Regions from separate parts of the Homo sapiens genome. Here region 2 is linked to region 1. The links are chromatin loops, found by intact Hi-C in ENCODE. Cell type or tissue: endothelial cell of umbilical vein. All regions are shown on one strand. Links, peaks and the distances in the headings refer to the core of each region. The heading gives the core; the rest is flanking DNA. Region 1 overlaps ABCG1 (ATP binding cassette subfamily G member 1). Region 2 has its middle 10 kb from the start of TFF3.

What was found. A loop is a pair of places that touch in the nucleus more often than their neighbours do. Peaks named below come from ENCODE experiments on the same cell type or tissue, not always from the same donor. Only the 100,000 strongest peaks of a DNase experiment are listed, where the experiment ranks them.
Region 2: a loop joins it to region 1, with 6 times the contacts of the local background. A loop is called at or near these places in 4 of 110 quality-filtered maps.

The regions. Positions count from the first base shown.
Region 1 is chr21:42,225,821-42,241,887 of GRCh38, forward strand. It overlaps ABCG1 (ATP binding cassette subfamily G member 1), which reads left to right. Exons shown (of 15, transcript NM_016818.3): 2 at 1-94. Among named protein-coding and RNA genes, the nearest start is that of ABCG1, 15 kb to the left of the region's middle. RefSeq lists enhancers at 2,356-2,405, 2,596-2,845, 11,449-11,498 and silencers at 8,897-9,096, 9,107-9,176. In endothelial cell of umbilical vein, for the core only: no CTCF peak of the experiment used is centred there; DNase peaks (open chromatin) are centred at 2,461 and 4,041; H3K27ac peaks cover 721 bases.
Region 2 is chr21:42,299,727-42,310,948 of GRCh38, forward strand. No RefSeq gene overlaps it. Among named protein-coding and RNA genes, the nearest start is that of TFF3, 10 kb to the right of the region's middle. RefSeq lists an enhancer at 6,931-7,430. In endothelial cell of umbilical vein, for the core only: no CTCF peak of the experiment used is centred there; no DNase peak of the experiment used is centred there.

The DNA.
Region 1 (16,067 bases), core at 1-5,000:
CGCTTCTCCTCCTTGCCTCGGAGGGCAGCTGTGAACATTGAATTCAGGGACCTTTCCTATTCGGTTCCTGAAGGACCCTGGTGGAGGAAGAAAGGTAGGGAGGGCGGCTGCTTTGTGTATCAAGCTGGGAGGAGCCTCTGAAGGAGGCAACAGGTTGTTTGGGCAAAATCGGGGTCTGGAGGTTGAGAGGCTGAGCTTCTCTTCCCAACGCCGTCACTGCTGTGGTCAATTTATTCTATTGCTTTCTGCCTGAATTTTCCTCTCCTATAAAATGAACAGGTTGGATTTGGTGATCTCAAAGTTCATGGTTGCTCTGAAATTCTGCGATGTCATTATGGAGAATTTCACAAAGATTGACGGGTGTCAAAGTGTGCCTGTTTCTGGCATGTGCTGAGAGAGTCCTCTTTTGTGGATGCTGTTCATGTCCATCTTTCAAGATGGAACTGTTTTTCAACCGCCCAGAGCAAAATGGGGGACAGGTGCCCCCCTCCCAAGCGTGAAGTGTTAAAAAGTGGCCAGTGACCTAGACTGACCTCTCCAGAGACCCATCTTGAAAGGATTCTTTTGTGGGTGGTTGTGGTAGGCTAGAAAGAAAACTAAACTGTTGAAAAGAGCTGATACATAAAAATAGAAAAAACAGAGAGGATAGAGCTCAGGAGGTGTCTGGAACGCCACACAGTGCAGGAGTTTGCCACTAGCTTGTTGCATGTTACAGGAAATTGATGAGTGGTAGTTTGAGTTTTCTCAGCAACCTTCCCTAGCTCTAGAGTTTCACAGTTTGTGGAGTTAATGCCGCCCTGGGTTGGTGTGTTTTTTTCAAGCCTGATCTGTTTCTTCTGTGGAATTTATCCTTCATCTCCTTATGCTCCAAGCACTCATTGTCTGCTCCTAAGTGGATCAGACAGGTGGGTTGGGGGAGCTGATAGGCAGAGGACGTGTCAGACTTCATCAAGAAACCATGGTCCCTAGTTTCTACTGAATCATGGAAAGCAATTTGAAAATCTGGGAGGACTTTGGAACAATACAAATGACTCAGGTACCCCTGGAATATGCTAATATTTTAGGACTTTGAACTTAAAACTGGATTCAGCCCTTCTTTCATTTTGAAGAAGACCAATCAAGACTCACGTTTTAAATTTTCAGTTGTCTTTCTTCTTTTCCCTATTATCTTCTTTTTGTTTTTCTACCCTCTTGAAGCTAAGTCTTTGAGACCCTTAGCATGGGCAGTCCCATCTTCATTGTAATCACAATTTTAGAGCTTTGAAAGACTGGTCCCTGGGATCTGCAAGCCCAGTTGGTGGCTGGGTAACTGTATGTCTGTGTTTGCACAAGCAGAAACAGATTCAGTACCTTCTCAACAGACAACAGTATAGCACTGTGATGTGATACTTGCATTTTCAGAGCATACCAGCCTGTTCTGTTAAGAAAGCAGCTCTGTGGCAGGCTCAGATGTGGGCCCACTCCTTTGATCATGTTGAAATTTCAACATAGGGTTCTAGAATTCTCCTTCTCAACTTAAAGAAATATTTTATAGAAAAATGTATCAAGAAACCAGGACACCGCGTCATGTTTTGGCGTCGTTTGTCTATATAGACAAATTATGGCAAAGCAGTGAGCAACATAGAGCGATTCCTGTCCGTCTGTTATGTGTGGCCTTGGAAATGTTGTCATGACAGTAGAAAATGCTGGGAAAGGTGTCTTGTAAAATGAAGATGGGTTGTAATGCAGAAATGAAGACATCTGAAACCTGGTGGCATCTGGGTTTGAAATGTCTTGGCATAAGCCTGGCACACAGGTGTAGCCAGTGTTTGCAAGCAGTGAGTATCGCTCCCCTACCCAGTGTGTTTGTCCATTTTCACACTGCTATAAAGAACTACCTGAGACTGGGTCATTTTTAAAGGAAAGAGGTTTAATTGGCTCACAGTTTGGCATGGTTGGGGAGGGCTCAGGAAACTTACAATCATGGCAGAAGGTGAAGGGGAAGCAAGGCATGTCTTACATGGTGGCATGGGGTGAGGGGAGAGAGAGAGAGAGAGCATAAAAGAACCCACACACATTTAGAACATTAGATCTCATGAGAACTCCCTCACTATCATGAGAACAGCATGAGGGAACCGCCCCCAGGATCCAATCACACCTCTCGCCCAGTCCCTCCCTTGACACGTGGGGATTACAATTCAAGATGAGATTTGGGTGGGGACACAGAGCCAAACCACATCACCCAGTATGTGACTTGTCACCCCTATATTCTCTAAGTGTTTAAACTGATCACATGAATCATCACAGTTAGCCAGCTGGTAATGGCTTGTAGTGAGGGAGGAGCCCCAACTGTCCATTCTTAGGAGCGCAGCCCGGGCGGGGTGGCCACCAGATAGAGACTTGCCCTACAGTAACCTTGTGTGCTCAGGCAGGGGAAGAGCCTGCAATGGGCCGCCGAGGGACCTGCCCATGACTCAGAAATGGGTGGAGCCAGAGGGGTTGACAGACAGGATATGTCTGCTGTGTTCCAGCTGCTGGTTTCTGCAGGGGCCAAGGGTAGTTTTGCTGTCTGGCTTCCTACCCACTGCCCTCCCCAGCCACAGCAGCACCTGCGTCTGTCTTCCCTCTCCCTGCTCCTCCTCCCCTGCCTGCCCCATCCTTTCCTTTGTTCCTGGTGCCTACAATTCAGAGTCTAGATGGTTTATCACTCCAGCACACAGAATAGAAAGGAAACTGAGACAAAGGTGGTTAAGGGACTTGCCCATGCTCCTGGGCTTGAAAGGGGCAGGGCTGGGATGAGGACAGCAATTTCTAGCTCTGTGCACTCCGACACAGTGGCCATGCCTTGTCTAGCACAGGGCCTTATGGGGTGCCAGGGTCCATGTAGCCAGCAGGGAAGCAGAGCTCTTCCTGGAGGCTCTGGTGCCCACAGGATTTCCTGCTGTTGGTGGTTCAGTTGCCACTGCTGAAGAGTTTTTCCTGCCAAAGGGTGCTAGCTGCAGAAGCCCTCTCTGTGCCCACTGTTGTCCCAACACCAGCCTGTTCTTGGGTGCTGCGTCCAGTTGGCTCCAAACTTGGGTACCATATTTCCCCAACCAAAAGCCAGGACAATCAATAACAGTGCGCATTAAATGCGGATCTTGTGTTGGGGCTGCAGGAGGAGCTGCATCCCACTGGACCTCACCCACACGGGTCGCCACCCTCCTGGTCCGCCTCTGCGCCTGCTGGTCCACCAAGTCGGCCTCTTTTGCCCCTCCCATGCATGGGTTCCTCCTGCTCCTGCTTTTGTCCCTCCAATTGCTGGCGGTGGTCTCAGTCCCCAGCCATGATTAGGTTAGGCTGAGAAGTCAGAGCCCAGCCTCACTCTGCATTTCTCTCTTCTCACAGTGGCGGAGTTTGTATTTGGCATCATCTCTGTGCGACTCCAAGTGTGACGTTGGGTCAGGGGCTACTTCTCTGACTGCTCTCAGTATATTCATTTTGCTGTCTGTATCAAGTCCATTGTTTTCAACTTTTAAAAATTCAGTTTGATGCATTGAGCTAATTGTAATGATCACGCGGAGGCTGGATGTCCTGGCATTGCTGGGGAGGTGTCTCCGAAGGTAAGAAGTGAAGCAGTTTTGAAAGTGCCTGGTTCTGGCCGGGCACAGTGGCTCACGCCTGTAATCCCAGCACTTTGGGAGGCTGAGGCAGGTGGATCACGAGGTCAGGAGTTCGAGACCAGCCTGGCCAACATAGTGAAACCCTGTCTCTAGTAGAAATACAAAAAAAATAGCCAAGCGTGGTGGCGAGTGCCTGTAATCCCAGCTACTCGGGAGGCTGAAGCAGGAGAATTGCTTGAATCCAGGAGGCAGAGGTTGCAGTGAGTCGGGATCGTACCATTGTACTCCAGCCCAGGTGACAGTGTGAGACTCTGTCTCAAAAAAAAAACACAAAAACAAAAGAAAGAAAGAAAGAAAGTGCCTGGTCCCATGGTTCACAGTAGGGCAAAGGAAACAGGAGCTCGGGCGCAGAGCTGATTCACTCAAAGGCAGAGCCAGGGCTAGGACCCAGCTATTCTGACTCCAAGTTCCTTCCCATTACAAAGACACTGGACCACTCCGGTTGTTTCCAGGAAAGACTTTTTCTCACATGATTTCCCCCAAAACATGGTGCTGCGATACAAACGCAACATACAACGCCCTAGCAAAGCTGAGCATTGTGACCAGAATAACTTTATGAAGTCCTACGTAATTATTTTAAAGAAGGAGAACTTCACAATCCTTACAAGAAAGGCGATGCGGGAAACAGTAGCGGCATTTTTAAGAAGAGATGCCAGGCACTGATTCTGTAAAACTTTTGAGCTTGACAGTTACTAAGCGTTGAATATGGCATTTTAACAAAACATCTTGTATTTTCAATTGTAGTTACATTTTCACCATATGACTAATGATGTCTTTGGAGGGAAAACTAGATCATATAATAGATTCCTAGCAGAAAACATAATTGTGAGAGGAACTATTCTCAGGAGAGAGGAGTACACCCCAAGGATAATTTCCCCGGCCTCAGATACAGTAATTACTCTCCCTCAAGGAATTCACTCACGTAGCTTGTGTTGATGGGACAAATGGCTCGGAACAATATCAGCTTTGGTGCTGTCACACAAACTGCGCTGGGGACAGATCAGAGTGATCTGGTTTATTTGTTCCTCCTCACCCTTAGGTGTGACTCTTTTGAAAGCAGCCTTTTCTTCCTACAGAGTAGACACTATGTTGAGAACATTTAGGAATGTGGTTAAGAGTAAGTTCACAGAATAAAATTCTTCTTAGGTAAAGATGATGGGGATGAGCAGATTTTATCGTAAGCTGCTTTCAGAGCCCATTCACACAAGGGTCTCATTTTATTAGGGCGTGATTGGCCACAGTGAACAAATGGAATGCTTGGGTACTCGTACACTGCCCATCCCCCAGGAGATCCCGGCGGTTCCCACGCGTAGTTGACTGAATGATAGCCGTTCTTCAATCCATTTGGCTCATGGGGCCGATTCAGGAAGGATCTGCACATTCTTCCTGTGGAAACCTGTGACATGAGGCTCAGAGACGTGACCAAGGTCATAGGAGTGGGGAGGAAGGAACTCAGAACCAGGTCTGTGGGATTTCAGGCCAAAAAGGAGCGTAGCAAGTGCTTAGCTCTGACGTGGGCACAGGACTGGACCACCAAGGCACAGCTGTGCCTAGCCCCGTGTTATGAAATGGTGTGGGGTTGCCTTGGCTGTAAACTGATGTATTTTCCTTTTAATTGGCCTGCTTGGATGTCAGCGGCCATTGGCCATTTATAGGGATTTCCTGTCCCTCTGGAGAGGCTCCAGCTTCCCTCTTCTCACCAGGAAGGGGAGGCTGATGTGCATGGCGTGCTTTCTCTCCAACAGGTGAAGCGATTCTCAGAAATCAAATTTACCTCCCAAGATTACCTTGAGGCGAAGTTCAGGTTGAGAACAAATGTAGTCATATCTGGGGCTTTAGAGCGTTTTCTTTCCTATCTGCAGTCAGGCCGTGGCCTCCACATGGTGACGCTCTGATGGAATGGAATGTCGCCTCCTTCTTTGAAACCCAACCCTCCAGGCTCATCCTTGCCAAAAACCAGGAAGGGGTTAAATATTCCGGGCAGCGCCAAGTCAGATTATCTGTATTGGTTTGCTTCTACGCTATAAAAATGCATTTGGACACCTTTCTCAAATTCGGGGTTGCTTTCTCTTAATTTCTATAGCCATTTCACAAGGCCTGTAATGACAGGCCAGCTAAAGTGCATGGAAGGCATCATGAATAAATCCTTTCAGGAATTCCATTAAGGGAAGACTGGATTCCAACCAAGTGCTAGTGACTTGATCCAACCTGCTAGAACAGGGAGGGGAGGCAGCCCGGTTAAAGGCAGAGTGTGGAGATCCTGTGGCTAGGGGTTTTGAGAGGGGCAGATGCTCAGGCTGAAGGGGGATGGATAGTTCCCTAGCATAAGTGAGTTACTTTTGTGCTTCTTTGAGGCTGTTGTGCTAAAGTGGGCTTTCTTGTGGGCCCACAGGACATTTCTTTTAGTCCTTTGCCTTTAATGGAGGTGACAGCTGACCCCTGGTGCAGTGTCGTGGCCCCAGGCCACTTGCAGGGATGGCTTGCTTGAGGCTGGGGCATTGACAAAGAGTCTGCCTTGGAGAATTCAGAGGACTGGAGAACCCTTCTCTTCCCCGCTGGGGCCAGTTCCTAGGTTCTCAGTGGCCCCCAGGTGGGTGGGCTACCACTCAGGCCCTGAGGGGTAGCACTCCTTTGGTGATGAGGTCTTCTGGAACAGTTCTGACCCCTCTGCCTTACAGGGCCCCAAAGAGGCTTTGAAAAAATTTTGAGAATGGACCAACTCTCACAGCAGATTCATGAGAGTTGAATGTTTAGCCGCCATGTGCAAGACCAAAGGGGTTTGCTACTTTCTTGGACAGGCTTCATATCCAAGGGGTCTAGATGCTCCCCTCCAGCCAGCACATTTTCTCCCTGTGAGCACGTTGCAAGGGAAACCAAACCCTCACCAGCTTGGGCCTGGGATCTGGGTGTGTGACTCCTTAGTGTGGCGTTGTTAGCGGTGGCAGCCTCCCTGGACAAGGCTCAGATGGCTCTGCCAACATTGGCCTTGGGGTCTGCTTTTCTCTTTGCCACCCTCAGATTGGCAGGTTCTTTATTTGGACATGTTAATACTTTGTCATTTTCCCAGAGAGTGCTCCTGTTCTTGAACCATCTGGCCCCTTCAGTGCAACTCTGTAGGACTGTGCTCTGCTCCGTGGGGGTTGGTGTCACTGTTTAACTGCTGGAGGATGTTCTTACCACAATCGTTTTCACCTGCATGGTGGGTGCCCCCCTGCCTTCCTCTACTGCCTTGAATAGGCTTGTATCTTGAAAAGTTCACGTTCTCAAATGGAGGCCCTCCCTATAAACCAGAACCTAATCCACCAGTCCAAGAAATCACCAAAGGTGACATTTTGCTGAACATGACACCGTTTCTTTTGTTTATAAATTGGCAGGAAGAAAAATGTTTAGTAACCATACACCTGCTCTTTCTGAGTTCAGTTCTAGAATCAACAGATTAGCTATGAACAAAGAAAACCATGTGGGTCAGATTAAATATATCCTGAAGGACTAAACCGTAAAACTAGGGATTTGTCATGGAGGTGCATTCATCAAACTCAGTTGATGAAGTTCCAACACCTGCATAGGAAACTTACTCTCAAATACAATGTACCCAGTGCCGACTGTTTTTGCTCACATTGTGAAAAAACGCAAAAAGATGGGTTTTCAGTCATGAGTGGTGGCGGGTGGGCCTGCAGGGATCCAGTCTGACCTGCAGCCAAGAGTTTCACTTCCCACTTTGTCAGCTGTGTGCTGTTTGTCACCTCCGTGCTCTGTGGGGTAAATGGCATTTGGTGTCAAAAGTAAGACACACCAGGGTGACTTCAGGGCTGTGATTACATCCAGCTGAGACCTATATTTAGAGTCCAAATCTTGGAGCCAAAAGGAGTCGTGCTGCCGTAGCCCGCCCTCCTGCCCCGTGGAGGGAGCCTTCTTGCACCATTTCTGACAAGGGACAGCCAGCTTCTGTCTGAGCACTTCCAGCAACCAGGAACTGACACCTCCCAGGCAGCCGGGCTATGTTTGCACAACCCTCATTCTTAGAAAATGCTTCTGTCTGTTGAGCTGCAATCTGTATTTGAGCAATGTTCATTTGTGGATCCAGGTTCTGTTTTTTGAAACTCCGTAGACCAAGTTAATCTTGGTCTTGAAATAAGCTCACAAATCAAGGGGAAAAGCCCAGCCAAGTACAGAACAATAACCAAATACATTACAATCCAGAGCTACCTTGAGAGGAGGAAATAAGAAGCACATGGCCCTTGCAGGAAATGAGGTCAGAGTCCTGCTTTGGGAGGTGGGCATCACTGCGGCATCCGCAGGGTGCAGGTCAGTGGGCAGGCGCCCCTGCTGGAAGGTTCTTGCTGTCTGTAAACTGATAAGGGTGGAACCCGCTGGAAGGGCAGAACCTGAGTCACGTTCTTTCTGTTTCTTTTACTGTTATAAGGCAACTTGGTGCCTTCCAACCAAAAAAGTCCCCCTCTCTGATATCTCAACTGCCTGTCTTGAAAGTGAACCTTTTGGCAGGAGTTTTTATGGGATTTCTCAGTTGTTATTTCTCTCCTCCCACTGTTTTGGGAGAAGTGTTTTTTTTTGTTGTTGTTGTTTTAATTAAAAATAACTGGTGTTTACTGAGCAAATCGTGTTTGCTTTATTTGGCGCTTTGCCTCATTAAGCCTTTGGGGAGCAGCATGGGACACACATCAGTATGGGCATCTTCTCCAGAAGGGAAGGAGGGTGGAGGGGGAACGAGGGCCTGCCCAGGACCGCTGGCAGGTAGGGGGCAGGTCCAGGACTGGACTTAACACCTGGAGTCCCAACTCCCTGCCTCTATAAGCGCCACTGAGAACTCATCTCTTTGCAATCGCTCAGACCCAGATAATAAAATAAGCTGGGTTGAGTTTTCCTTACCCAAGACATAAACCCCAAACCCTGCTGACAATGAGGAGCTACAAAAGGCCTCTCCTCCTCCTGGGGCACGTGTTCCGGGAATTCTTTCATGGATGCAGGTATGGGGGCATCTTTGGCCTCTGTCCTTTGTCTGGAGCTCCCCGCACCTGGCTGGGGGCTGCACTGGACACCTCTGCCCACCCTGGCCCTGGGGTTATCAGGCCACCTGGCCTCCACCCAGACGTTCCCTCCCAGGGCGGGATTCATCCTGGCCCGTGGTGATGTGCAGGCTCCCGGAAGGCCGGGCTCTGCCCACTAAGTGTCAGCTCTAACGCAGGCTCTCCATACTGAGTAAAAAAGCCCGTCCTTTCTCTGGCTGGTGCAGGTGCTGACTCTGCAGGCCTGTGGACGCAGGGTGACGTTCGCGCTCTTGCCCGAGCTCAACGCCCGGGAGAAAACAGCGCTGCCGGAGCCCCTCGCGCGCGCAGGTGCGGGCGGGGCGGGTGCGCGCTGCCGCGCGTGTGCAGCGCCCGCCCATCCGCCGCCACCGCCCGCGCCGGGGTTACTACCGGTCAACGCTCGCTAGTAACCTCCGCGGCGGAGCGGCGGCGCGGGGAGCGGCGCGATTGGCTGCGGGCGCCCCGCGCTGTTGCCAAGCGCGAGGAGGCAGCTGCAGCCCCGAGCGGGGTCGCAGCCTCCCTGGGACAGGGGCGGCCCTATGCATAGGGGATCACCCGGGCCATGCAAATCCCGGCGCCCCGCGCGTGCTGGTGTTCTCCTCCCCAGGTCCAGGAACACCGGTCCAGGAAGCCTGAGAGCGCTGGCAGTAGGAAGGGTCGCCAGTGTGGACCTGAGGGTGGAGGTGTTGCCACCCGGGGCGGCCTGCGCTCCATTCAGGCTTGAGCGGTGACTGGGAGACCCCGGGAATGGAAATGGCGCTCAAATGCTGGTGTGGTGTCCGCAGGGGAACGGCCCGCGGGTGTGTGGAGTCTGCGCCCCTGTGGCTTCAGCTGCGTCGGGGGACTGCGGGAATCTTCCAGACTCCAGTTTAAATCAGAGAGGTGTGTCCACGAAAAGAGTCAAACTAAAACATTTAAAGAGATTTATCCTGAGTGACCATGGCCCGTGACACAGCCTCAGGAGACCAGGAGAACACGTGCCCAAAGGGGTCGGGAACAGCTTGGTTTCATACTTTTAGGGAGACGTAAGACAGTGATCAATATTTAAGATGTACATTGGTTCCGTCTAGAAAGGTGGGACAGCCCAAAGGGGGACTTCCAGGTTATAGGTAAATTTAAATTTTTTTCTAATTGGTTAAGTTATTATCGATAGAAAGGGATGTCTGGGTTACGATACGGGGCTGTGGGGACCTAGGTTGTATCATGCGGATGAGGCCTCCAGGCAGCAGGCTTGAGAGAGAACAGACTGTAAATGCTTCGTATCAGACTTAAGGTCTGTGTTGATGTTAATGTTACAGGCTACGATAAGGCATGTCAGACGGACCGCCACTTCCCGTCATGGCCTGAACCAGTCTTTCAGGGGAAATTTTAGAGTGCCCTGGCCAAGGAGGGAGTCCATCCCCATGGTTCAGGGGGCCTTTGAATTTTATTTTTGATTTACAGGTCTTTACTTCAGGTGGCACAATTTTCCTAGGAGACAGTTGATTTTTGATTCCTTATAAAACGTGCTGGTTTTGTTTTTAGCTGACAGTGTGGGGTGAAGCTGTAAGGGAGCCAGGGCCTCCTGGGGTTGATCCAAGCATGTCTGAGCCTTCTCTGGGGTCAGCACTGAAAAGTGGCCAGGGTGGGGTTTGGAACCTTGGAATTGCCCTTGGGAATCTGCAGCGTTGGCTCCGCTAAGCCGGCTGGAATCCGGAGATCATGCGGCAAGGTCACGCTTCCCGGCTGCCTGCCGAGTCACTTCTACCCTAGGCAGGTTAGAGGCAAGGACAGATGACAGCTGAACTTTACGGAGTGTTTTCCAGGGCATCTATTACAGTTTTGTGTGTGTGAACCCAAAAGTGTGATAACAAACATCATTTCCATCAGCTGTACTGTGTTTGAGTATCCGCAAGGCCTGGGGCCACCTCAGTGGAGTCGGAGGTGCCACGCTTTGCTGTCTCTGGAGACCAGGGCCTTCTCTAGACACCCGGCGGGACTAGTTCCTTTGGGCATAATTTAGGTGTTTTGTGAAATGTTAAACATTGTCTTTCAGACGCTTTGCTCAACCTTTTGGGCTCCTGACCAAATGCAAAGAGACCCAAGGGCTTGCTTTTCCTTGCACTCTTGGGTTTTCATTGCCTGCTTGCTTATTTGATTTTGTGACTGTGGAGCTGGCATTTCTGTAAGCCCATATAGAAATTACAGTTTCCAAGCCTAAACCCACTAAGCCAACAGGGGCACACAGGAAACCAGAGATGGTGGTGGATGAAAACCTTTGCAACAAGAAGGAAGGGTACATCTATGATAACTATGGTGTTACATTACTAAAAACAGTAAGGATGAGTGTCACTAACATGAGAATGTACTCTACACAAAAGTCTGGTGAAAAAGGGAGGAGCCCTTTCACTAAGTTTCATATTTATCAGCACTCACGTTAAGAATTACAGCAGAAGCTGCAGGTTTCCTGTTTCTGAAGACCTGCGAATGAGTTTGTCCAGAAAATGGCCGTGTCCTGAATGGTGTGAGCAGGAGGCCATCCAGCCTTGTGCCTCTAGGCCTCCTCCCCTTCAGTTGTCATAAATGTGCCATGTGCCCCTGCCCAAACCCAGCAGCCTTTCTCTGAATTTCATCTGGTTTAGAGAGGAAAATGGGCAGCATCATTTTGTCACCTTCTCTCTTCCCAGGGGCGTTCTGTGCTTCTTGAGAACTATACCTCAATATCTGAGTTGGCTAAGTCTCTAGAATATGAATTTCAAAGAGCTTAGCCTGGCCAGCAGGGCTCTCTTGGAGCCCTTTTTCTCTCCCAGCCCTGCGTCTCCGCAGCCACTCCCCATGGGCTAGCCAGGCTGAACTGCCAGTCATTCTAGCATTTGTGCTTTCTTTGGGCCACTCTCTCTACCAAGAACCCACCTCATCTCCCCAGGCTAGGGGAAGCCTTCCTTCATTCACCCTTAACCCTGTGGCCAGGAGAGTCTTTCTTGGTTACTCTTCGTACTCCTCTGCCCCTACGATCATGGGATTATGGCACTCAGCATGGGATTTTGTGCTTCTCTTCTGAGCTTCCAAAATTACCCCTGCGTCTCAGCTGCCCAGCCAGTGCCTGGCTCAGAGCTGGCATGCAAATGAATGAATGGAATCACAAAAAGCTAAATCACAGTAGAAGAGCCTATACTTTTACCCTCAAAGACAGCTTGGTAGAGAGGAGAAGTAGAGAGGAAAACCAAGAGCCTTGAGATGCTGGGCTGTTTTGATCTTCCCTTGCTGTGTCAAACCCATGAGCCACCTCTGACTAAGCTTCACGCAGGTGGTTTCTGAGGGCTGTTTCTTTGGCCGCACAGCACCGTGGATGGACAGAGGGGTGGCTGGGGAATGGTAAGAGCCTGGATTCTGGGTCAAGCAGCCTACTCTTGAATGCCAGCTCCACCTCTTCTTAACCATGTGACCCTGGGCCTCAGTTTTTGCATCTGCAGAACAGGGCTGATCCAAGTGCCAAACTCAGGATTGGAGTGAGGAATAGCAGAGGTCATCACTACAGCCAGGGCTGGCACACAATAGTGCTCAAGGTATTTTAATGTTACAGGTCAAATTTTGCTAAAAATTGATTTTCGTGTTCCTGGTTTCATGAAGGCAAATACTCCTCTTTCTAATAATAATAGTATTAGCTTGGTATTTATTAGTCTGTGAGCAGTAACTTACTCTGTCTTCACAGCAACCCTGCGGTCAGGTTTTCTACCCATTCTTTTTGAGGGAGGAAGATGCTGTGGCCGGAAGCAGTGAGGGCCTTTGCTTGGGCATCACAGAGAGTGCCATCTCTTACACAAAATGGGGATTTCGAATCTCAACACTCTGAGCTCTGTGCTTTCCCCCAAGACAGGCTACATGCTCCCTGGAGTTGTCCTCCAAGAGAATCTTTGTATGGTTCCTTTTCTGAGACTTCTGGTTTCTTCCTCATGGCTCATATTATGACTAATTTCAGACGCGTTAAATCCCTCTATCTTGAGACTTGTGTACTTGCGTGTACAAGACAGGTAACAGTCTTATTATTTCTGAGAGATCTCTCAAGTACTTTCAGATCGCTGGATGACAAGCTTTGCATCTTTGAACTATTTATATTTCAGTATCTACATTTGTGAGTTACTGGATGGAAATTTCCACCATTCAAACAAAGCTTGGCAAGCAACATTACACTTCAGAATTTGGCTCACGGGCGAGGTTGATGCAGGTTATCTTAGGAGGATGTGAGATGTTATCAGCTCCTGCGTGTTTTAGTCTTGTGGCTAGATGGTCATGACTGAAAATTGAGGATGTTGTGCCCACTGCTCTGGTTGGCAGCTCGTGGCAGGGAGAGGTGGCAGCAGCTCTGGGGTTGGTGGGAGCCACAGTCTCACACCTATTGGCAGGTCGTGAACATTGTTCTTGGATTTGCAAATATTTAATGTAAATCCATTAATGTTGTAGCTTTATAGAAAATGCACTTACTCTCCTTTGTGGTAATTCTAAATTAATATGTAACAAGGAGGTTAAGATGAATTGAACTATATGTGGAGCTTAGTTAAAATTTTCTTTCTCCCGCTATTTCTTTCAAAAAAATGATTCCAGGTGTAGTACTTGTTAGCAAAATGCCCTCAGTAAAGGAGGAGGCAGTATAGGATAGAGCTCAGGAATGTGGGCTCCACAGTAAGAGAGTCTGGGTTCAGAATTGGCTCCACCGCCTACTAGCAGGGCAACTGGGTGACTTACCCCTCCTGTGAAAAGGAAATATTAATAATAAAAATATCCATCTTATTAGATCAAATAGCTTGATACCTGTGAAGCACTGTGACCAGCTTGTGGCACTTAATAAACCATGGCTACCCTTCTTATATGTGATGTAATAAAATCATAATAGCTTAGAATCACTAAGATGGATCAAAGCCTTTTAGTTCTCATTCTAAATGTGAAGTGTGGCTTGATACCTTAGGCTTTAGAAATGAAAGGGAAAGAGCAAGGGTATAGTTGGTGGCCACTGTTGATTTAGTGTTTCCTAGGCGCCGGGCAGTGTGCTCAGAGCCTCACACCTATGTGCTCCCATGAGCCTCATTGCTGCCCTTTGAGAGTGGAGGGGCAAGGGGAGGTGTAGGGGCCTGGTCCGGGGTCACAGGGCTGTAAGTAGCAGAGCCAAGAGGTGACCCAGGTAGCTGCTTCCAGAGCCCCACACTGGTCCCCTGGCTGGGCTACATCTTACCTTTGTGTGTCTTTGGTGACCCATGCTCCTAGAGCCAGCTTCCGGTTGGGGCAGAAGACCGTCCGGGGCCTGGCCCCTGGCTAATACGATGGCTACTGCTCATCTGCTCTGTGTCGTAGATGCTCACATCACTTGGGTGATGAGCCTTTGTCACGTGGCCTCTGCAGAATCAGCTAGCTGGGCAAGGGGCCTAAGCTCCGGAAGGTTCCCCTTTGGTCATTTTTGGGTGTCTGGTGATTGCCAGGCTTCCAGTATCTCACCACTCAAATTAGAGCCCCAGAAAGGGAGCATGGTGTCATTTCATCCCCTGGGCCGTGGTTGTGGGAGCCCATGGTGCCTTCTGCAGGGCACTGGAGAACGCTGTGTGTGCTCATCTTGGGACAGGCAGGAGAGGAGGGCAGGTGGCAGGATGAGGGCGGCTGTAGCCTGCAGGTCACACAGTGTTATGCCAGACCACGGTGCCTGCCACGCTGGGTCTCCAACGGCCACACGAGGCACTGCTTCCATGTTATCAGTGAGGAAACTGTGGCCTGGAGACAGGTGGGCGATGAGTTCAAGTTCCTGCTGCCAACAGGTGGACCCCAGGACCAAGCCTAGCCCAGTTGACCCCTGGCTCCTCCTGTTTGCTCTTTGAGATCATATGAAACAGCCAGTGACTGCCTAGGGCCATGGCCCTTTTCAGTGAACTTGAAACATTAAAATGTTTACTGCCTTCACACTTATGGCTTAAAAAGTTGTTTGGTTTGTGTTTTCTTTGAGATGGAGTCTCGCTTTGTCACCCAGTCTGGAGTGCAGTAGCGCAATCTCAGCTCACTGCAACCTCCGCCTCACAGATTCAAGTGATTCTTCTGCCTCAGCCTCCCACGTAGCTGGGATTACAGGCGCCCATCACACCCGGCTAATTTTTGTGTTTTTAGTAGAGATGGGGTTTCGCCATGTTGGCCAGGCCGGTCTCGAACTGCTGACCTCAGGTGATCCACCCGCCTTGGCCTCCCAAAATGCTGGGATTACAGGCGTGAGCCACCGCACCCAGCCAGAAAGTTAATTTTAATGAGAATGAAGCCGCATCATTGAAAAGTCTGATGAGCTTGGGAGTTGTCTAATGGTGGAGGCTGCCAGCCAGGTCTCATGACCTGGACCAGATTAAGCCCTACTGTCCATCTTCAGGGAGAGTAAACAGCGTGACCAGCACGGGCCACGCTTGCTCACACCCACCAGATGTGCGTTCCCGCACCACCCAGGGGACCGAGGGCACAGGTGGGGAGTTAGGAGGGAATTCAGGGCATGGGCAGACCCTCTGAAGGAATCCAGGAGGCTTGGGATCTGGAATGGACACTCTGGGCTGACAGTCAACAGTCCTGGTGAATAGCATGTTGGTCTCTGGGACTCTTATCCTTCTGACTTTCACAGACACGTAGTGAGAGCACTGGCCACGTTCAGACGTGACTGCCTGTCAGGATTCTGACGGAGGTGACCCTGGCTGGGCCACCAGCTTTCAGCATCCATTTATCGTAAAAGCCAAGTGCACAGTGGAGATGCTTTTCTCCCCACAACATCCGTGAGCTCATCATAAACAGAAACGGGGAAATTCATCAGAGTGTGTTTCTGTGAGGAGTTAAAAAATCCACAGGGCAGTAATCCCAGCACTTTGGGAGGCTGAGGCGGGTGAATTACTTGAGGTCAGGAGTTTGAGACTAGCCTGGCCAACATGGTGAAACCCCATCTCTACTAAAAATACAAAAATTAGCTGGGCATGATGGTACACGCCTGTAGTCCCAGCTACTCAGGAGGCCGAGGCACAAGAATCACTTGAACCCGAGAGGCAGAGGTTGCAGTGAGCTGAGATCGCACCACTGCACTCCAGCCTGAGTGACAGAGTGAGACCCTGTCTCAAAAAAAAAAAATAACAAAAAAAAAACAAAACCCAAAATCCCTAAGGTGTTTATAATTTTATACTGTTTCCTAAGGGATTCTCTTGCATTAAAAATGCCCTGCTGGGTGCAGTAGCTCACACCTGTAATTCCAGCACCTTGTGGGGCTGAGGTGGGAGGATTGCTTGAGAGCAGGAGGTCGAGACCAGCCTGGGCATCAGAGACCCTATCTCTATTAAAAAAAAAAAAAAGCCAGGCATGGGGCATGCCTGTGGCCCCAGTTACTTGGGAGGCTGAGGTGGGA
Region 2 (11,222 bases), core at 152-5,151, 74 kb after region 1:
CCTGTCCCCTGCCCACTCCTCAAACCCTTACTGACCCACCCCTCTCGCCTGGTGCTGTCCCAGGCCCTGGGGGTGAGGGGGAGGGGACTCCAACGTGGGCTTGCCCTCCAGTGTGGTGGGAGGGAACCGCGTGGCCACTTGGCTTAGCCGTGCTCATGGTGCAGACGTGGAACGCGGAGGCAGGGAGAGGCTCCGTGACGTCCCCAGGGCCCCAGAACGAGGAAGGAGCGGAGTTGGGATTCCAGCCCAGTTGGACGCTGAAGTCCCTGTTTTGTTTACTGCCTCCTGTTCATGGCGTATGAATGTATCTGAGATGCTTTGTAAGGCATAAAGTGCAATACTAGCTTAGTGGCTGTTCGTTCAGTGATTCCTTCTGTTACCAAACAGGTGGCTGAGATGAGAGGGCAACCCAAGCCTAACGCCCTTCAGTGGCCTTGCATCAGAGTACTCGTGACAGGTACCTCTCCGTGGAGAGGGGCTGTCCTCTGCCCTTGCCTGCTCCTCCTATTGCAACAGTCCTGTGGACTAGCTCAGGCTCTACAGGGGCTGGTGTGTGTGTGTGCGTGTATGGTGTATATGTGTCTACCTACACACAAGCACATGTGCACACATGCACACACATGCATGCAAGCACACGCACACACACACATGCACACACACTCACATGGACACACACATACACACACATACACACACATACATGCACACACATGCACATGGACACACATACATGCACACACATACATGCAGGTGTGCAGACTTGGCTCCAGGCGTGTGTTTGATAGTATTATTCTATGATATTTCCCTCATCTCCATAGAATACCAGCTTCTGAATCCTCAATCAGCCTTTACTGCAAGAAGAAAAGAAAAACCTCTCTCATTCCAGGTCTGTGGTGCAGATGGGAAGAGTATAGTCAAAACCCATTAAGGCCTTAGTCAAATGCCAGCCGAATTAGAACGCAATGAACGTTAGACAAAACAACCCAACTGGCCAGGCGGGGGAGGCGCAGAGCGTATAAATATAAAGTTAGATACTTATAAAGAATAAAGACTCTAATAAAATATTTTATATAAAACTTTTTACCTGTGTTCAGCGTCAGATGCTTCAAGTGATTGGCTTTGCATTCTCCTAAGTCGATGGATTCTTAGGCTGTGTCTAGAATGCGTTTGTTGTCCCTCTGGGAAGAGCACTGATTTGTCGCTCATGTTCTGGTCCAAGACGTGGCTGTAGATGAGCCCTTTCTCGATGATGTTCATGTATTATGTTGAATTGTCTTAAAGTTTTGTGTTTTCTGTTCTCCCAGAATCCTCACCCATGTCCTCCTGCCTCGTGATGTTGGCCATGACCTCGAAATGTGCCTGGAGGAGGCTCGAGGCAGGGCTAGCAGGAGGGCACTGGGCCACACCTTCCCTTTGGTCCTCTCCACCCTTGCAGGGGCTCCCTCAACCGGGGCTCTGGGGCGGTAGCTCTGGCAGGGCGACGTCGCTTCTTCCTTACTCTGCTTTGCTGGAAACCCATCTCCCAGGCTGAGCTCTGTAGAGGCAGCTGCTAGTGGGGAAGGCAGCCCCTCTAGAGGTTTTGGTCCCAAAGTTGAGGTGAGCAGGGCCTAGCAGTTGCTCAGTGTTATGTGCTGCATTAGCCCATGGTTCCCCGAGCTCCGGCCAGGCAGTGACCCTCAGAGTGAAGACTTTCCGGGACACCAGTGGCTTAGAACTGGGCTTTCAAATCCAGCTTCCCTCCCACCTCTGGGACACAGAGCAGAGAGCCGGGCTGGGTGAGGTCACAGAATCGGCCCGCAGTGGCCCCTGCACTCCTCCTATGGCGGGCAGGCACAATCGAAGGCTGCCCCAGGCGTGCACACAAGCTCGCGATGCACAGTTTTCTTCCCCCCTCGGTAACCCCAGCCTTTCTGGACGGCCCGGCCGCCCTGGGTCCCAGTAATGTTAAAGTCACGGTCCTTTCCAAGCCACTGTACTTGGGCTGTCCCGTCAGGGAGGTTCCTCCAAGATAATTGCCCCCTGCAAAGACAGGGGCTTCTGATGTCCACTTGTGGGGCTGACCTTTTTGGGGAACCTCCCTGGGACCAGAAGCAGGGAAGAAATAAGAGACCCTGCACCCCCATGGCACAGTCTAATTTTCACTTACAAGCTCAATTCAGGCTGTCCTTAAAATCCACGTGTCCTGGGCAGGAAGGAAATGTGGGGACAGGCACACACGCACATCCTTCTGCTATGCTGACCTAAAGTTCCTAATAGCTATCCTACATCCTGCCCGTTTCTTTTTTCCATATTTGAGGAAACAGAAGGGTTTAGCCTTAGCCTAGTTTTTTTATGTTATCTCTGAACAGGCCAACCTGGAATCACCCCTCACACAGACACGTGTGGCCTGCCCCAGTGTGCCTGAGGCCCACCCAGGAACCCTGCTTTGCCTGGGGTTTATGTGAATGACACACATGTGAGCAGAGGCTGGGGTTAGGACCCTGAGGCTTCCCTGTTCTCAGAAATACTCTCCTGGCATCAAAAGGAGAAAACGGTCCATGCCACTGGCTACCACATTCCAGCCTGGCAAGGGTTTACTGTTTATAGAGGCACCGTTTGGGGGCTTTTCCATGTAGAATGGCCGTTGTAAAGCTGAAGAGAAAGGAACAGAAGCACAAAAGCACCTTGATTCTTCGCAAACACAGGCAGGGGCTGCCGGCTGGACGAGGGCGCTGCATTTTGAGGGCGTGCTGGACCCGCTGGCAGAGCCCGCCCTGAGGGTTTTCTCTGCAGCTGTGGGCTAAGCTTGCCCAAGCCCCTCCCCTTTTCCAGAAAGCCACCCCCATGGCCACTTGCCTTTCAGGTCCAGGTTGAGGACACAGCCACGGGCATATATGTATTTGTTTCACTGGGGTTCATGGTTCTGGGGACAGTCTTCTAGCCCCCGAGATCTTGGGAAAGGCATGAGCTCAAGCCACATAACCAAAAAGTAGCAAAACTCAAAATTATTACTTTACTTTCAGCTGTTTTCTCTCAATAGCGCGCCACCATCGTCTGTGTGTCTGCACTGAACAAACATACGAGAGAATCTGGCTGATCACTTTGAGTGCCTTTGGCCTAAACTTTGCACATGACTTTAAACGTGGCCCTGATACTGCACACAGTAAGAAATGTTTTTTATTTTATGGTCCCTGAGGTTACGAGATCAGATCTCTGGAAATGTGTAAGCCACCTGCTGTCACCTCTGACCCATGTGGTCCATTACCATGAGGGCCGGTGAGTGGGGCAGAGATGCTGAGGCCTGGCTGGTGAGCCCCCGAGCAGTGAGGCAGGACCCTCCCTGGTGACCTGTGTGGGGGCCAGTCCTCTAGTCCCCCAGACAAATCTCCCTTTAAGGAGGCTTCTGAAGCTCTGAGTGCCGGCGCTCAGAATTAATTTGACTCTTCACTGCTCACCGCACCTGCCTATGAGCCTCTAGAAAACAGCTTGCCCAATGAGAGTGCTGCAGCTGAGGCAGCAGCAGACATGTCCGTTTCTGGGGAAGTTACTCAAACAATCGTGCCTCTTAGGGGGCCCTAATGTGCCCCTTCTGGCAGGTTGAAATGCATCTGGCCTTGAAGGGGAAGGTTAGGAAATTATGAAGTACGTGGGTTTAGGGTTGACAACCCCATATCCGTGGACTCCTGGAGATCCCTGAACGCCGTCTAATCTGAATGGTACCACAATTTGGTTTGTCTGAAAATATAGTAGTAACCACGGCAGTGATTTCATTTTTACACGTTTGCATTTTTACATGTCTGTCATTATGCATCTTGGGGTCTCTTTTCCATGACCTACCAGCTTCCCAAGCTTAATAATCAGTATCTCACTATTATGTCATTGGCCAACTGAAAACAGTAGCAAAACATCCTATCATCCAAATTGCTAATAAAATAGAACACCACACCCACACGCTGGCTTCCCATTTTTATAGTCTTATCCTCCCACCTGGAGGGTGTGAATGGGGATCAGTTTTTCAATAGAACATGTATGTTTGGTAAGTTAATATGTGTAGCTGACCCCTTTGCCTTTGTTTTTATATATTTATGTTTTTCTATTGTAGACATATTGATGCAATACCTGTTCATAGTTGAATCTGTTACAAATTGTTACCTTTTATTTGATGAAGAACTATTTAAAGATTTTCCTTTTTTATTTCTTCTAAAGCAAAAGTCAATGCAAGTAACTCTAATCAGCGTGCAAAGGCGTGCATATATATCTGCTATGTAATTATATAATGTTTTTATAATGCTGTGTGGATAACTTTTCACTGATTTAGTTACTTGACTGTAGGAAACACTGTTGCTTTGCACGCTGTGAGAGGTTTGCACTGTTACAGATGAAGGCAACATATTTACATATGTACATGTATATACATATATATATATTCAAAAATAACATCGGCTCTTTGGGGTGTCTGTTTCCTTGGTTGTCTCACGCCACTGGAACATTGAACCCAGACAGACCCTAGGATGTGAGGTTCCTGACTGCACCTTACGGACCACAGAGCCACGTGTCTATTTCTGTAGACCTATCTCCTTAGATTTGTACATGCATTTTTTGCGGACTTGAACTTTGTTTTCTGAAATTAGATGCCATTTATGATGATGTGATGTCAATCAAATAAAGCATCATTATTTTCAGATTTCTGCTTCTCTTTCCTTTTGCTTTCAACAGCCCCAGCTCTCAGACCTGCTGGGGGAGTCGCGTCTGGTAGAGCATCTCGTATTTTCTCCCTACCTGCCCTTGCTCTCAATGGAGCACTTCTCTCTTCAGTGTCAGGATGGATTCCAGTGAGGAAGACAAATAAGAGTGATGGTAAGGAAGCCTGTAGCTCCAGACTCCATGGAGCACCATGTGGTGGCACAGTACCCTACCTTTCCATGCGCAATCTCATCAAACCGTCGTCATCAGAGCTGGAGAGCCGCAACTGGCCCCATTTTTCAGGTTAAAAACACCGAGGCTCAGGGATATTACACAACTTGCCAAAGCCACAGAGCTGGTCGGTGGTGCACGCAGAAGTGAGACCCTGGCCATCCAGGCAGGGCTCCTGGCCACTCCATGGCTCTCCCTTCCTCCGGGAGAGGCATTTAGGATTTGAGACCACACAGGAGGAGAATCCACGTTGTGCAGGAAGTGGTGTGGCAGGTCTGACCCTCATGACCAGTGGAAACTTCTCCTCCCAGACACTTGGCTGAGGGGTGAGATGATGTGCCAACATCTCCAGGGATCGGCCTGGAGGTCCTTGTGCTGTCAAGACCCCTTGTGAGTCAGCACTGGGGCCTGGGTCCAGATGTCATCTGGGATCATCACCTGGGACATGGCCCTACTGGGCCCTACTTGTAGGCGAGGAGGAAGGTGTGCATGTGTGGGTAGGAACGAGACAGTGCAAAAAGCCGCTGCCTGGTGACCTGGCATGCAGACTCGGCCCTCCCACTTGCACGGTGATCCACTGAAGACAACAGCTGCCTCTGTACTCACGCTCCCCCACACTCCCCTCCTTCCTGCCCTGGTTTCTCCATCCCTAGATGCCATCCCATGCCCCAAACCATCCGCCAAGCACAATAACCTCGCCCCCACCCACCCCATGAGGTCACTCGAGTTGACAACCAGATAACAGTTTTTGTTTTGTTTTGTTTTGTTTTGTTTTGTTTGTTTTTGAGACGGGGTCTCGCTCTGTTGCCCAGGCTGGAGTGCAATGACGTTATCTCGGCTCACCACAACCTCCGCCTCCCGGGTTCAAGAGATTCTTCTGCCTCAGCTGCCTGAGTAGCTGGGACTACAGGCGCGTGCCACCATTCTCAGCTAACTTTTGTATTTTTAGTAGAGACAGGGTTTCATTATATTGGCCAGGCTGGTCTCGAACTCCTGACCTCTTGATCCGCCCACCTCAGCCTCTCAAAGTGCAGGGATTACAGGCGTGAGCCACCGCGCCCAATAGCAATTTGATGACCCATCCCCTCCACTGCTGGGAAAAGGCTGGGCACCGCCCACACTCCATGCAGCTCTCTTTCCCTGGCTCGGAATCGCTGCAGGCGCCACAGACCAGACGCGCACTGTTCCCCACTCCTGCTTATCGGCCGCGCGGCATCCCCTTGTCGCAGCACTCCAGCATCCATGCAGCCGCGCGGCACCCCGTCTTCGGAGCACTCCAGAATCCATGCAGAGCGCAGCACCCCACATCCAGAGCGCTCCAGAATCCATGAAGCACGCGGCACCCCCTCGTCAGAGTGCTCCAGAATCCATGAAGTGCGCAGCACCCCTTAATCGGAGCGCTCTAGAACCCGTGCAGCGAGCAGCACCCCACACCCGGAGCGCTCCAGAATCCATGAAGCCAGCAGCACCCCACACCCGGAGTGCTCCAGAATCCACGCAGCACGTGGCATCTCCTCGTCATAGCGTTCTAGAATCCATGCAGCGAGCAGTACCCCACACCGGGAGCGCTCCAGAATCCACGCAGCGTCTGGCACATCTTTATCAGAGCGCTCCAGAGTCCATGCAGCCACAGTCCTCCAACGGACCCTGAGATTGTTTCTGCAAAAGGCCATGCCTTCATAAATCTGAAAATTTGGAAAACATCCTTCTACTTATATCCTTACAACCCACCATTCAAGCTGTAGAAGCCTTTCTGGAACCCCAAGCAGAAGGATATCCAAAATGTAAAAACGGTGGGGCCTGCAATCCCACGGAGCACCCCCCACTCTCACGGTGCCCAGGTCGTCCCACTCAGCACGGACATTCTGCCTCCAGCCCTGGGGCCTCCAGGTTATACCCAAAAGAGGTGACTCTTGGGGACGTAAGGTGCGTGGGGTGCCATGAACCCTCCCAAGGCTGCAGCCTCTTGGGCAAGGAGTCCACAGTGCTGTTGCCAGCCAAATTGGCTGCACCCCTGCACGAGGGGGCTGATCTTCCCCACACCACCACTGTGGCTGGCATCGCAGTAGGTACCACTTGTTAACAACCTCGTTCTACAGAGAGATGGTGAAGCCAGACGCAGGTAAACCTGTGGCAGGGCACTCTTCCTGAAGAACCAACAGATCCCCTCAGGCCCGCCCCGCTGTTTTATTTCCCTTCTCTGCCCTTTCCCCGGTGCAAGCAGCTGTTGGTCTGTGCTTCCTGCTGCTCTGCTCTGCAGATACTAACGAAGCCACAACCAGGGGGCCGGGTGGTCACAGCAGGGACCACAGCTGGGCAACCTATAATCTCTGTGACGCTGGGAGCTCTGGGACCTCATTTTTCCTAATGTCCCCATCTGTAAATAGCCAGGTTGCCATGTTGAGAGCAGGTGTCAGAGGGAAATGGGATCTCGCCACACTGCAGGACTGAGACAATTCCTCTGGTTGGTGAGGGCTGGGCCTAGGATGGGAGGCTCAGAGCAGTGAATGAATGGATGTGGTGTTGGATGCTTCCTCCAGGAGGCCTGCCCGCCTGCCCCTGTGGAGGACAGAGGCCAGGGAGACAGGTCAGTGGGATGGGGGAGCAGAGGGAGTCGGTTGCACCCCACAAAACCCAAGAGGGAAAGGCTGCAGTGTTCAGGCCAACAGGGACAAAGACAGCTGCACAGCGAGAAGCAGCAAATGATTCCTGTGCCTGAGTGTGGTCTTGGAATGGCAGAGAGAACCCTTGAGCCTGGGAGCCACCTGGAAGGGAACAAGGCCGTCTGGCAGCCACCTGGCAGGACCCATGGCATTGAAGATCAGATGTGCCAGCCACACCTTGGTGCTCGGTATGCCCTTGGAAATAAACTCTCAGTTCTCAGGGCAAAAAGGCTTTGTCTAAATGGGCAAATCAACAGAGGTATCAGCACATGTACAGATGTGTGCTTAATGAAGATATTATTCCCATGCCATAGAATTCACTTTTTTAAAGTGTTCGTCTCAGGGGGTTTTAGTATTGTTTTAGTAAAGTGTACGATTTGGTGGTTTTTAGTATCTAATATTGCACAGAATTGTGCAGCCAGTATCATATGCCACTCCAGAACATTTCCATCACCCCAAAAGGAAACCCCTTCCCCATGAACAGCCACTCCCCATCCCTCCCCCTACCCAGCAACCACTGAAACACTGTCTGTCTCTGTGGGTTTCCCTATTCTGCACATTTCATATAAATGGAATCACACAACACATGGCTTTTTGTGATCGGCTTCTTTCACTTAGCATAAAACACACTTCAGTTTTGAAAACAAAATAAAACCTAAGGAAGAAAGGGAGCATGAACTCTAAATGCAGTAGAAAACTATGGCCGACCAAGGGGATGCGGCTCTGACCTCACAGGGGAATGAGCTTTCTCAGCCTGCACCTTGCTTCTGCAGCTGTCGGCAACCCTCTGATACAGCCATTATAATTGTCCCATTTTGCTGATAGGAACTTTGAAGCCCCAGGGCTCTCTAACTCTTTCCAATACATGACAGTGCCTCTCGAGCCCCCAAGAAGGAGGACTGAGGGGAGAATTTCCAGCCTCCACAGCTGTGTCACAGCCCAGGGCCCTGCAGGGCCTCAGAGCAAAAACCTAGTGAGCAGGGAGGCTTCTTGGCCACTGGAGATGCACCTACCACTCAGCTGTCCCTCAGAGACGACCTGCTGCAGGGACCCAGGTCACCGACAGCCCCGCATCCAGCATGACATCCACGCCAGGCCCACTTCCCTGAGGCTGCTCCCAACCAGGGCATTCCCACCAGACACAGGGTCCCTCGAGGGGCACTCTGCTTTGGGGACTCCCCATCAGCCTGCGGGAGGCTCTTCCTCCCCAGTCCTTCCCCCACTCATTTCGGAGGCAAGAACTCCCCAGTACGTCTGCTACTTATGGAAGCCCACATGGGTGTCTCAGCTTGAAGCCAAAATTCTCGCCATTGGAAATTATGAATCCTTGGAATACAGTGATGAATACAAGTGAATATCCAATGTATTATGGAACAATGTAGAGCTTTCTAGCAGACTCCAGAGGAACTGTGGAAAATGAGAAGTGCCACAGCCGCACCCTTCACCACCAACTCAAGAGGAGGGGGAAGGCATGGGCATGGCACGGAAAACCATCATGGGGTGTAACGGCTGCAGCGTGGGGAGAAGCCTAGCGTTTCTCTCCCCTTTCCAACAGCAGCACACGCCAGCAGCGAGGGAGCCCAGCCATGTTCTGGCTTCTTCTGGCAATCAAAGTGTTCATTCTGGAAGGCTCTGGAAACACGGACCATTTCCAAGTTAGTGATGAAGGTATTTGACATAAAAATGGTTCCTGGGTCCTATGGGTCACAATTCATTATTTGAATTCGCCGTGAGCCGCTGATGGATGTCGGTTTCAGATGTGCCCAGACCAGGAGGTGGGAAGGCCCAGCAGGTGGCGTTGAGGCCACCTGGGCTCTGGACAGCTGTTGTCAACTGATGCCCAGTGCTGGAAATTAAATATGCACGAGGCCTTATGAAAATATAAGAAATAAAAGGAGAGTAATGTTCAGTACATTCCTATTCAGTGCACCATGCTCCCCATGTCCACACCAGAGGACGGGATGAAGGAGTCCGGGGCTTGAATCCCCCTGGATGGGCCACCCGAGGAACACAGGCAGCCCTGGCACTGACATGCTTGAAATGAACGACTCAGCTAACGCTGCAAACCAAACAAATGCAGTGTCTTCTTGATTTACATGACATACCCTCCTGGAGAATTCAGGTATGTTCAAGCCATTTGAAACAACAAACAACAACCAAAACAACTGTGTTAAAATGTAACACAGAAGTAGTCTCTGGGTTTCGATCGCCGTGAATAGGTTTGCAGCCACCATGTGTGTCCAACAGGACGCCAGGACGTCTATCGGGTGGAGGCAGTGGTCTGTTCAGGACACCTGGGGACACCACAGGGTCCTGCCATGTCTGGCCTGTGTCCACTCAATGCCCCCTTTCATACGATTCATAAACGTGCCCACAGATTCCCGAACATCCCCGTGGCAGCAGCCTCCACTGGGAACCCTCGGCTTAGATCATGTGTCCTGGGTCCCAGATCCTCCTCACCAACAGGAAGCCCAGGGTCATTCTGGGGCTGCGTATCTTAATTTGTATCTAGAAGGGGCAGGGCACAGCTGTGATTGGTGGCGAGCCGCAGTGACTCCAGCAGTCAGTAGAGGGCGCTGTTCGGTCGCTTTGTGGTTTGGACCAGGTTTCCGTTCTGCCGTCGGGCTGGGGGGTGGGTGGGCTGCTTTTGGGTCCTGCTCCCCCATTGGTGTCTGTGATCTCTTATGAGAATGTCACAGCCCCCAGGTGGGTGCTGTCAGGGGCGTTGCGCTCTTTCTCATAGCATAAACCCTACCCGGGGTTCTGAGAGCCCCCCGACCATGCCTGGGGCTCGCGAGGAAGGCAGGGAGCTTCCAAGGTCCCCATAGCAACCGAAGTCGAAGCGAGGGAGAGGCAGAGACGGTCGGAGGCAGGACACGGGAGACAGAGAAAGACGGGGGTCCAGTCCAGCTCATTCCAGGACCCCAGCCCTCCTCAGCCCCTTTCCTTTCCTCACTGGGGTCTGCCCTGCACAGCTGGATTATGGGGAGTCTCTGTCCTGCCGGTTGTTGCCAGCAGATCTCTCCATCTGATGCTATTTCATTTGATGGAAGCAACCTCGATCCAGCCCACACGGGCAGCAGGAGTCAATGGTGAAGCTTCTAGAATGTGCACGAAGCATTGTCCTGTCTGAGGAAGGCACAGGCTCAGGCTGGAGACAGGGAGCAGCTCTGTGGTGGGTGAAGGAGGAGTCCCACCTGGCTCAAGTTCTGGGGGAGCCCTCCCTCTCAGGGCACAGTGGGAAGTCTGGGCCGGGGGGACCACAGTGCAGGAGGTGTCTGCAGTGACTGCAGAAGGCAATGCCAGGAACGGCGGGGTGGGGCAAGTCAAGAAATTCTTTGGAAATGTAGGTGGGCGGTGCCCATGAATGAGGCAAGGAGGCAGCAGAGCCCTGTCCCGGGGTACAGGGCACCAGGTGGGGTAGGAGGAAAACGGAGCTGGTCATCCAGCTGGTGGCAGGGTGGCCTGAGGCTGAGGCCAGGGCCTGGGGCCAACCTTTCCATCCCTCCAGCCCTCAAAGGCTGGGCATGGTCTGTGAGGGAGAGGGATGCAGAGCCCCGCCTCGGAGGATGTCCCGGCCAGAGCAGCTCTCAGTAGCAGAGCTCCAGAGCAGGGAGGCCACACTTGGCGTGTGCTCTGAGGCCCGGGATAGCCCTGGAAGTTTCC